Linked DNA regions of Homo sapiens: region 1 is linked to region 2. The links are chromatin loops, found by intact Hi-C in ENCODE. Cell type or tissue: endothelial cell of umbilical vein. All regions are shown on one strand. Links, peaks and the distances in the headings refer to the core of each region. The heading gives the core; the rest is flanking DNA.

The links. A loop is a pair of places that touch in the nucleus more often than their neighbours do. Peaks named below come from ENCODE experiments on the same cell type or tissue, not always from the same donor. Only the 100,000 strongest peaks of a DNase experiment are listed, where the experiment ranks them.
Region 1: it touches region 2 in a loop (5-fold over the local background); 1 of 110 quality-filtered maps calls a loop at or near these places.

The regions. Positions count from the first base shown.
Region 1 is chr20:51,467,825-51,471,824 of GRCh38, reverse strand. All of the region lies in intron 5 of NFATC2 (nuclear factor of activated T cells 2), which reads left to right. Among named protein-coding and RNA genes, the nearest start is that of MIR3194, 17 kb to the right of the region's middle. In endothelial cell of umbilical vein, for the core only: no CTCF peak of the experiment used is centred there; a DNase peak (open chromatin) is centred at 1,534.
Region 2 is chr20:50,977,110-50,983,474 of GRCh38, reverse strand. No RefSeq gene overlaps it. Among named protein-coding and RNA genes, the nearest start is that of MOCS3, 21 kb to the right of the region's middle. In endothelial cell of umbilical vein, for the core only: a CTCF peak has its summit at 1,829 (motif pointing left); DNase peaks (open chromatin) are centred at 1,814 and 3,114; H3K27me3 peaks cover 174 bases.

The DNA.
Region 1 (4,000 bases), core at 1-4,000, 490 kb before region 2:
AATAGTAGAAAAATCAAAATGCTCTGCGGTCAGAAAATATCTGCAGATAGCTTCTGTTAATCAGAGATAGTCTGAAGACTAACATGCAAAGGGAAAGCGTATTTTCTGCAGAAGAGGTTGGGAAAGCCTAGCCTTCATGGTGAAAAGTCAGGAAGGAGAGAGGATGGTCCTTTCTTTGGGAGAGCAGCCAGAACTTGGTCTTGGTTGGTCTTTGGAAATGAATGAAGAGTCACTCTAATTTCTTTCAGCCTTTTGAGTCAAGACGTGGATCAGTCTGAATTGGTGGTGAGCTTGTATTCTGATCTTAGAAGAGAAAGACCCAATAGTAGATACCAAGGGAAAACATGTTGAAAACCCCATTACTAGAAATATTGGAATTCTCCTGCTCAGCTCAGTAGACCCCACTCCTGTCCATCAAATGCTGGTCATGGTGGCTGCCCCACCAAGGTCTTGGTTTTGAACCTCTCAAGATGTTTTTGGAAGGAAACTTGCAGCGATTTGGGGGATTGTGAGCAGATAAGGTCTCCCCTTTCTGGCAAATGACTCATGTTCCAGGATGGGACTGGGGTTTGTAGCAAGGTGGGGACAGGAGCCCCTGATCCTCCCTCTCTTTGGGTTTCTCAAGGCAACTTATCTTATGTCGATCTAAGACTTTGAGGATCATCGCTTAACCACATGTACCTCCAGCAAGATCTTCAGGGTGTTAGAAAGCTGTTTGAACATTGAAAATTGTTTTCTTTTCTTTTTAAAAAGGCATTTGCCTGATTCACCTGCCTTCTTTTGACAGAGAAGGAAACTGAGACTTCTTGGTAAGGTGATTCACCTGTTTTTACTTGGTAGGTAGGAAAGCCAGTCTTCAACTTTCTGGTTCTATGAAATCCTTTCTTCTTTTGGTTCCCATAACCCACCCTCTCTTGCAATACCAAGCTGAGCTACCAGTTGGCCACTCTAGTTCTCACTAATAATTTTCTGTCATTTTTATTTACTTCTTTGTTCTGTTTCCCTAGACCAGTGCCTAGTAGGTCCATAAATATGTATTGACTACTTACTGTATAATCCACAGGGAGGTAGTCAGTAAATACATGTTAGCAATTAGTCCGTAACACGCGCTGGCAGAGTATTGTAAAATACATTGTTACTAATGACAGTATACCCTTAGACAGTGTATACTGACTAAGCCAGAGTCTCCAATGACAGGGAGAGTGAGTTGGTGAGAAAAACACTTCGTGGGCTAGTACTTATTTGCAAGGCTAATTTATTTACTTTGGAGATGCCTTTTATGTACTGTCTTAGGGATCAAGGGTAAGTTCTTCGATGCTAGCAGAAACAACATGAACAAACTACCAGAGGCAGCTCTTTGGAAGGTGGAGTGATTTCCTAGGAGTGCAGGTGCCTTATGTTTATTTGCATGCCAGCTGGTCAGAGCTGCAATCTCACTTTTGCACAGACTGGCACTCTTGTGTTTCCAGTCTTCTGTTTCCACTAGGGCTTCAGCATTGCCGAGGAGATCCTTCCAGCTTCCCCGACTGCTCCTTTCCTTATTCTCAGGAAGACTGACCTGACCCTTCTCCAGTCTCCCAGCCTCTGAATGCTGCCCCCACCCCTTCCCACTCCATGTAGATAACCCCACCTCCCACTTCTCTGGAGTATGGAAGAGGTCAGAGGGATCACCCCCGTCTTCCCCAACAACAAGCCTACCCATGATAGACAGCAGCTGCAAGGGCCTGCCCTCCCTTCTCCACTTGGCACGGAGCAGTTCCCCTCTCCTCCTGCTCAGCCTCATTCCCGCCTGAGCCCAGCCTCCTCGGTGTTGTCAGCTTCAACTCCACTTTCCCTGCAGGGGTAGAGCTGGCGCCTGCTTCCCTCTTATGTTAGTTTCCTAGGCTGTCATAATCAATTACTGCAAACCAGGTGGCTTGAAACAACAGAAATGTGTTCTCTCACTGTTCTGGAGGCCAGAAGTCTGAAATCAAGGTGTCAGCAGGGTTGGTTCCTGCTGGAGACTCAGGGGAGAAACCGCCGGTGCCATCCCCGCCAGCTTTTGGTGCCTGCTGGTCTCCCTGGCCTTCCTTGGCTTGTGGCTGCATTGCTCCAGTCTCTGCCTCTGTCTGCACATGGCCTTCTCTGGGTCTCTGTGTGTATCTTTTTCTGTTGCTTACGAGGATGCACTTATTGGGTTTAGACCTAATCCAGGGTGATCTCATCTCCATTCTTACCTTAATTATATATGTGAAGACCCTGGTTCCAAATAAGGTACGTTCTGAGGTTGTGGGTGGATGTGAAGTTTGCAGGGAGGAGGAGTCGGGTAGGGGGTACTATGTGTAACCCACTACACTTCCTCAACTGCATTTGTTGGCTTCCCTTCCTGTCTGCTCCTCAGTTCCCAAATGCATTGGGATCTTTCTCTGACATTTTGGCTTTTGCACACTGTCACCTCTGCCCAGAGCATCTCAAACTTGACTGTATGTTAGAATTACCCGGGAGTTGTATTAAAAAATACTGATGCCCAGCCAAGCTCGGTGGCTCACGTCTATAATCTCAGTGCTTTGAGAGGCTAAGGCCGGACGATCGCTTGAGCTCAGGAGTTGGAGACCAGCCTGACTAACATGGTGAAAACCCATCTCTACAAAAACAATTAGCCAGGCATGCTGGTGCATGCCTGTAGTCTCAGCTACTTGGGGGCCTGAGGTGGGCAGATTGCTTGGACCCAGGAGGTTGAGGCTGCAGTGAGCCAAGATTGCACCACTGCACTCCAGCTTGGGTGACAAAGTTAGATGCCATTTCAGGAAAAAAAAAAAATACTGATGTCCTGGTCCCATCCTGGAGACTCTGATTTGGTTGTCAGGATGTGGCCTGGGCATGGAGGCTTTCCGAGGTCTCCCAGTGATTCTGATGTGGGGCGGACTTTGAGAGGTGCATATCTGGAGCCCACCCCTCCCCATCCTTCAGTGGCTTGGCTAACCCCTCCTCATCCAAGGCCCCTGTTTAGATGGCTCCTCAAGGAGGAAGCATTCCCTGACCCCACACGGTACGGGGTGCCCCCCTTTGTGCTCTGACAGCCCAATTTACTTGTCAGTCTCTGTCCTATAAAGACGGAACCAGGCAATGTTTGCCGGGGCTCAGCACATGGTGACGGTCTCCAGGCTGTATTTCCACACTGCCCAGTGGGGAGAAAAAGGCTGCAATGAGACAGGAGATGTCCACAGGCACACACCTGGTCCTGTGAGAACTTAACAGAACCTCTCCAGCCATGTCTCCAGGTAGCTCTGCCCAAGCCACTATGGCTTTCTCCCTGCCCAGCAGATGGGCCTCTCTGCTCCGTGTATTTCAGAAAACACGTAAAGCAATTTCACACAAAGCCCTGCCAGCTCAGGGCACAGAATGTAAATTCGCTTTGCTCATTTTGCAGGGCTTGGGAGTGGGTATGGGGTGTGGGTTAGAAAGTGGATTTTTTCACATGCTCTTTTCCCTCTCTGCCTCTCTTTGTGACATATATATATATTTTTATGGAGGTATAATTAAGATAAAGTAGATTGCATAGATTGTAGGTGTTCAGTGATTTTTGACAATCGCATATACCCACGTAACCACCACTCAAGACAGAGCACTTTCTTCACTCTTGAACGTTCCCCATGTCCCTTCAGCCAAGGCCGCCTCCTCAAGCCCACACACGGAGGCAGCGCTGTTCTGATTTCTATCACGGTTGATTAATCTTCCCTGTTCTAGAACTTTATAGAATGGAATTAATACAGTGTGTACCCTTCTGGGTCTGGCTGTTTTTGCTCAGCATGTTATTTTTGAGATCTGTCACTGCTATGGTGTTATTCAGTAATGCATTCCTAATTATTGCTGAGCACTACTATTCAATTGCATGAATATAACAATTGTTTATTTACCATTGATAGAAATTTGGTCTGTTCCCGGGGCTTAGGTTTATGGATAAGGCTACTATGCACATTCCTACTCAAGTCCTTCTGTGAGCAAATGCTTTCATTTCTCT
Region 2 (6,365 bases), core at 1,369-5,368:
AACCACCATTGTACTTTCTATCTCTGTGAATTTGACTACTCTAGGTGCCTTATGTAAGTGGAATCATTCAGTGTTTGTCCTTCTGTGACTGGATTATTTCACTTAGCATAATGTCCTCCAGGTTCATCCATGTTGTAGCTTGTGTCAGAATTTCCTTTATTTTTAAGGCTGAACAATATTCCATTATGCATATATTATACATTTTGTTTATCTATTTATCTGTCAATGGATACCAAAAAGCTGCTTCCACTTTTTGGAAACTGCAAATAATACTTCTGTAAACATGAGTGTGCAAATATCTCTCCATAATCCTATTTTCAGTCATTTTGATATATACCCAGAAGTGGACTTGCTGGAACATATGGCAATTTTACTTTGAATTTGCTGGGGAACCGCCATGCTGTTTTCCACAGCAGCCACGCATTTTACATTCCCACCCACTATGCGGCCACGCATTTTACATTCCCACCAGCGATGCACATGGGTTCCAATTCCTCCACATCCTCACCTGTTATTTTCTGTTGCTTTGATAGTATCTATCCTCATGAATGTATAATCCTGTCTACTTTTGATGGATGGGGGCATCTGAAATCTCCAAGCCTGAGGCAGCCAAATTTCGAGAAAGCATCAATAATTCAGGTTCCTCTCTGAGAAAAAGAGAAGTGAATCCCTTGTGAGGATAACTCAAAAAATAATAATATCAAAGCTGGGAGAGAAGTTACAGGTCTTCCAATTCAAGCCCTTCATTTTACAGATGGGAAAACTGAGGCCAGAGAGGAGGGGTGTTTAGCTCTGAGCACAATTTGAGCTGGGAACAAAGTGACAGCTTTCATTCCACCTCACAACACTGTGGCCCGGGTCCAAGATAAATTTGCCTCAGTATTTGACAAGAAGGTTGTTCTTTCTGTCTGAAGGCAGAGTGCCCATGTGACTAAAGACAGTATTTACAGTTGTCAGGGCAGCGGCAATGATGCAGCTGACGCCTCCGGGGCTGGGTGGGGCTCCATGGTTACAGTCAGGGTGGGGCTCTTGCTCATCCTGGTCACTGGCTGGGGCAACACTGGGGTGGGGATGGGTGGGGGGGTCTCTGTCTGAAAGTTGCTGGCACATTCAGAGCCCTGAGCAAGGACTGGTTCCAATTCCCACCTCCCTGCTGTCTGTACACTGCTGGATAGAGATCCACCTTCTTCCCCCAGACCCGGTGCCCCTCGGCAGAGAGAGGGCTACCAGGTCTTACTTATCTAAGAATCCCTGGCCCCTTGCCCCAATCCCAGCCCCAGCTCCAGGCTCTAGACATGACAGCATCTAAGAGATGCCAGGTGCATACAGCTGAGCTTAGAAAAGGCTGGCTGCACACACCTGGGAACCACAAGCCCCTCTGCTCCTCAATCCTTAGAGAGGCAACAGAGCTGAACCCTGATTCTAGAGCCTGGGTTCCAATCCCACCTCTGACACCTGCCACAGCAGGGACCGAGGCCAAGCCCAGTAACCTCTGCCTCAGTTTCTTCATCTGTAAAGCAGGGATAATAATAGTACTCACCTCATAAGCTGATCTTGTGAATTAAATGAGTTAATATTTATGCAGCTGTTAGAACTGGCTCGCAGTTCACAACAATTGCTATGGTTGCGGTGGTTGGGATGTATTTATTTTAATGTCCATTAAGGGAAAAACTAAACCAGTACAGAAAATCTAAGACTTCATAGCCATTATGCTATAAAACAAAACAGACTAAAGTTGTTTAACAACAAAAAAATGGTTTTAAAGAATGTGCCTTTTTAAAGCACAAGTGTACAGAATGACAAATGTTTTAAAGTGATCTGGCGCCCCCTCCTGGTAATGGACAGTAGCTGTCCTGCCAATCCCCCCATTCTGAAACTGCTGAGGTCAGCGCTGTCACTCACTTCCCTCCGGGGACTGACTTAGGAGAAGAGTTGGTCCCATGGGAAGATGGGATGCTCCACATGGCCCGACCTGAGAAATGCATCCCTGCCGTGCTGAAGGAGCTCACCGGTGAGCCCACCCACCTCGCTGCCACTGTTCAATAGTTAAGGAAGTGCTCAAAGCTGGAAGGCGACCCAAACTTGGCCAGCCCCGCACTGTGCCCACCCTGAAATCCCTCTCCGGTTTCCCAGCCCTGCACAGCCCTGCCACAAGCTGGTTTTCTCCCAGGAACGTCTGCAGGATTGAGGAAGCCACAGGGCCCACCGAGGAGGCCCTCCTGCTCTGGCAGGGGTGTCCTGTTGAGCCCTGCTGGCCCAGTCCCAACGGAAGGAAGGAGTGTCCTTGGCTGGACCCCTGGGCTTCACACACCGCGCCGCCCAGTCCTCAGGAAGTCCGCAGAACACAGCCCACACTTCTCACAGTGGCCTGGCCCTGCGTCCTCTAACCCTGACTTTAGCCTGTCCCCTCTCTCTCCTTTCCGGACTCCAGCCACACTGGCCCTGCCTCTTCCTCAAACGCACAGAGCTCTGTCCCACTTCGGAGCATTTGCCTTTGCCGGTGCCTCCACCTGCCTGGGCTGCCTCCACCCAGACCCCAGAGGGCTCACTCCCACCCGCATGTCTGCGCCAGGTCCCGTCTCCCTCGAGGGTCCTGTTGGTGCCAGTCCCCACCTCCCTGTGCCACTGTCCTTTCTCATTTCCTTCAAGCCGGTCCCAACAGTGCAATTGTTGTCTGTCTTTCCCGAAGTCTCGTCTATTTCTCCCACCAGCTGTGAGCTCCAAGGAAACAGGTGTCACACCTGCCCGGCTCACTCCACATCTCCAGCCCACATTGTTCCACAAATGTGTGTTGAAGAGATGAACACTAGCCTCACTTTGCACACAAGGGAACTCAGAGAAGTGAAGTGACTTAAGGACAGACAGAAGTGTCTCCGAAGGTTACACCCTTGACCTGTGCCACACAGCCCAAGTTCAGCATGGCCTCTGAGTAGGGTAGGTCACCTCCCAATGAAGTAACTTTTCCCATTTGAGGGGGTCACCACTGGCCTACGAACCCTCCCACATCACTGACTCTGGTGACATCATACAGGCGAGATTCAGTCATCGGGTCAGCTGCATATGGTGCAATCCCTCAGCCCATGATTCATTCATTCCAACTGACATTTGCAAAGAATGTGTAGACACAATATAAGTGGAACGTTTCACTCACAGGGAAGAGGAACGGGTTACTCATTCCTTTAGCCACTAAATTGGCAAATGAATTTTTACTGCCTCCGAGAGCTGGAGACAAAGGAGGGGCCTATTCTAGATGTGCTTCTAGGCATACTCAAAAACTCAGACACATCACACAGGGGTTTTTTTTAAAGAGTCATCGAATATTCCAAACCTTATTCAGACTATAAGATGGTTGCCAGAGTGATTCAATCAATCATTCCACAAATAAACAAGGAAAGCATGTACTACGTCAGATGGTGACGGAGCCATGGAGAGAAACAAAGCGGGGAAGCCCAAGAGGAGATGCGATTGTAATTGGCATGTCTTAATTTTAAATTATTTAAGTTGACCTGGCACAGTGGCTCGTGCCTGTAATCCTAGCACTTTGGGAGGCCGAGGCCAGAGGACTGCTTGAGGCCAGGAGTTCAAGACCAACTTGGCCAACACAGTGAGCCCCATCTCAAATTTAATAATAATAAAAAATAAAATAAATGAATACATGATTTAAGTTAAGTAATGAAGGAAGGCCTCCCTGAGAAAGCGACATTTGGGCAAAGTGGAAGGAACAGCCCATGCAAAGGCCCGGAGGACCATGCCTGATGTGTTGGAGGCACAGACATAAGGTGGTGGGGGCAGGGCAAGCAGGGTGGTGAGGCTGGAGAGGAAGAGGGCAGATCGGAGTCCTCTGGGCAATGTGACTTTTACCCTGAGTGAGATGAGAGCCAGCGTAGGGTGGTTTTCTGTTTGACTTTTTTCTAGAGACAAGGTCTTGCTCTGTTTTCAGGCAGAGTGCAGTGACATTCTCAGAGATTACTGCAGCCTCCAACTCCCAGGCTCAAGCAATCCTCTGGCATCAGCCCCCTGAGCAGCTGAGGCCACAGGCATGCACCACCATGCCTAGGTAATCATGTGTGTGTGTGTGTGTGTGTGTGTGTGTGTGTGTGTGTGTGTGTGTAGAGATGGGGTCTCGCTATGTTGCACAGGCTGATCTCAAACTCCTGGCCTCAAGCGGGAGTCACAGGCATGAGCCATTGCAGCAGGCCAGAAGGGGGGCATTTTCAGCACAGGCGTAAAAAGATACCCCTGAGGTGTTAACACGTTCCCTCTGGGAACAAGAGACCAGAGAGGAGGTGACTTTAACAGTTCAGCTGAGAGGTGATGGTATGTGGACCAGGTGAGTGATGAGAAGCAGGAAGATTCTGCATGTTTTGAAGGTACAGCCCATAGGGTGTTGATGGCAAACGGAATGTGGGAATAAGAAAAAGAGAGGGGCCAGGAGCAGTGGCTCATGCCTGTAATCCCAGCACTTTGGGAGGCCGAGGCGGGTGGATCACCTGAGGTCAGGAGTTCAAGACCAGCCTGGCCAACATGGTGAAACCCTGTCTCTACCAAAAATATAAAAAATTAGCCGGGCATGGTGGTGGGTGCCTGTAATCCCAGCTACTTGGGAGACTGAGGCAGGAGAATTGCTTGAACCTGTGAGACAGAGGTTGCAGCAAGCCAAGATCACGCTACTGCACACCAGCCTGGGCAACAGAGCAAGAGTGAAGAGGAAGAAGAAGAAGAAGAGGAAGAGGAAGAAGAAGAAGAGGAAGAGGAAGAAGAGGAAGAGGAAGAATAAGAAGAGGAGGAGGAGGAAGAAAGGAAGGAAGGAAAAGAAAAGAAAAAAGAAAAAGAGAGGGGTCAAGAACAATTCCAAGATTTGTGGCCTCAGCACCTGAGAGGATGGAGGCTCCACTTTTGGAGCAGGGGATGGCCGTAGGAAGAGCGGGTTTGGCAAGGTGGGCTCAGGGGAAGTTTAGTGTATCAAACCAAAATTCTGTGGACTCGAAAAGATCAAGATGATCCCAAAATTATTATTCACAGAAACCCAAACATCAGCCCAGCACCAGGGGAAACCACTCAAGCAGTCTAGAGCAGAAAGGGAAAAATGTTAAATGGGTGTGCAGAAACTCATGCTGGAACGAAAGAAGAGATAAAAACAAGCTGCTAGAGAAGAGAAAAGAATGTGCCCCAAGGACCAGAGCATTGCTGGAGGAAGGTAGCGCAGGGAGCCCTCCCTCCCTGCACACAGTCCGGGACCAAGCACAAAACCTCCTTGATTAATCAGTTCCCACTTCTGGTGCCATTAAACCAGAAAACCAGAAAGGAGGTGTCTTCTACTCTGCAGCTTCTAATGAATGCCCAGCTCCTTTGGGAAGGATCCCAATCAATAAGGAGTTGAGAACAAAAAGGGCAAAGTCCCTTAAACAGCCCAGAGTGTCTCAAAGCCTGACAGTCTCCTCTCGGCAGAAACGGTCTAAATGGCAGCTGCCTTGAACGGACGTCTCTCACATCGTACAGCGCCCGGCCCTCTAAGGTGACTAACGGTCCTGTTAACGCCTGAAGACAAACATCTCACATTGTTCAGATTAGCCCCCGCTCCTGGCGACAGCAGGCACAGTTTCTGGACAGTTTTAAATAAAAACAAGAGGGCCTGGTGCCAGAAGTGAGAACTGCAATCCCTGTCAACTGTCACTTTTGCTGACAGTGATGAGGAATGAATGGGTGGCAGCAGATGCGGCTCCTCAGACCCAGTGACCTGGGGCAGAGAAGCCCAGAGGGGACCTGGACATATCGTCAGAAGTTCCAAGATGGGACTAATCAGGAGGTGTGTGGGTGCCGTAAATCCCCAGGACAAAGAAAGATGGTCCTTCTGGGAGTGTGAAGATAAATACGGGCAAAGTTAGCAGAGTCCTCCCTTGGGGCCAGAAGCCTCTAGAATTGCATTTCTATAGGGGACATCTTTTGTTTCTAGCTGCGCAGAGTCTGCCTTGACTTCTGCACGTAAAGCCTGGATTTTATTGTGGAGAACTATGTTAATCATGTCTTTTATTATGTATTTTTGCTGCTTTGACATCTTGGGACCTTGCTGACCCAGAAAGTACATTTCCTCCCAGGGTTAGCCAGTTCCTAGAGACAGTAAACAATTGGACTGTGAACATGTGTTTCAAATACAAACCAACCAATCCAGAGCCAGCAGCACCTCCTCTACTGGGCTGTCACACTCCTAGCCACTGTGTGCCTGCCCTAAGGCCACTAACACCCTGAGCCACCGGACAACGAGGGACCAACCCCACCCCCCCCAGAGCTCACTGAAATTATTCAGATGAGCCGATCCTAAGCCTGCCTACCTGGGTCACCTATTCCTTCCCACAGCCACAGCGGGA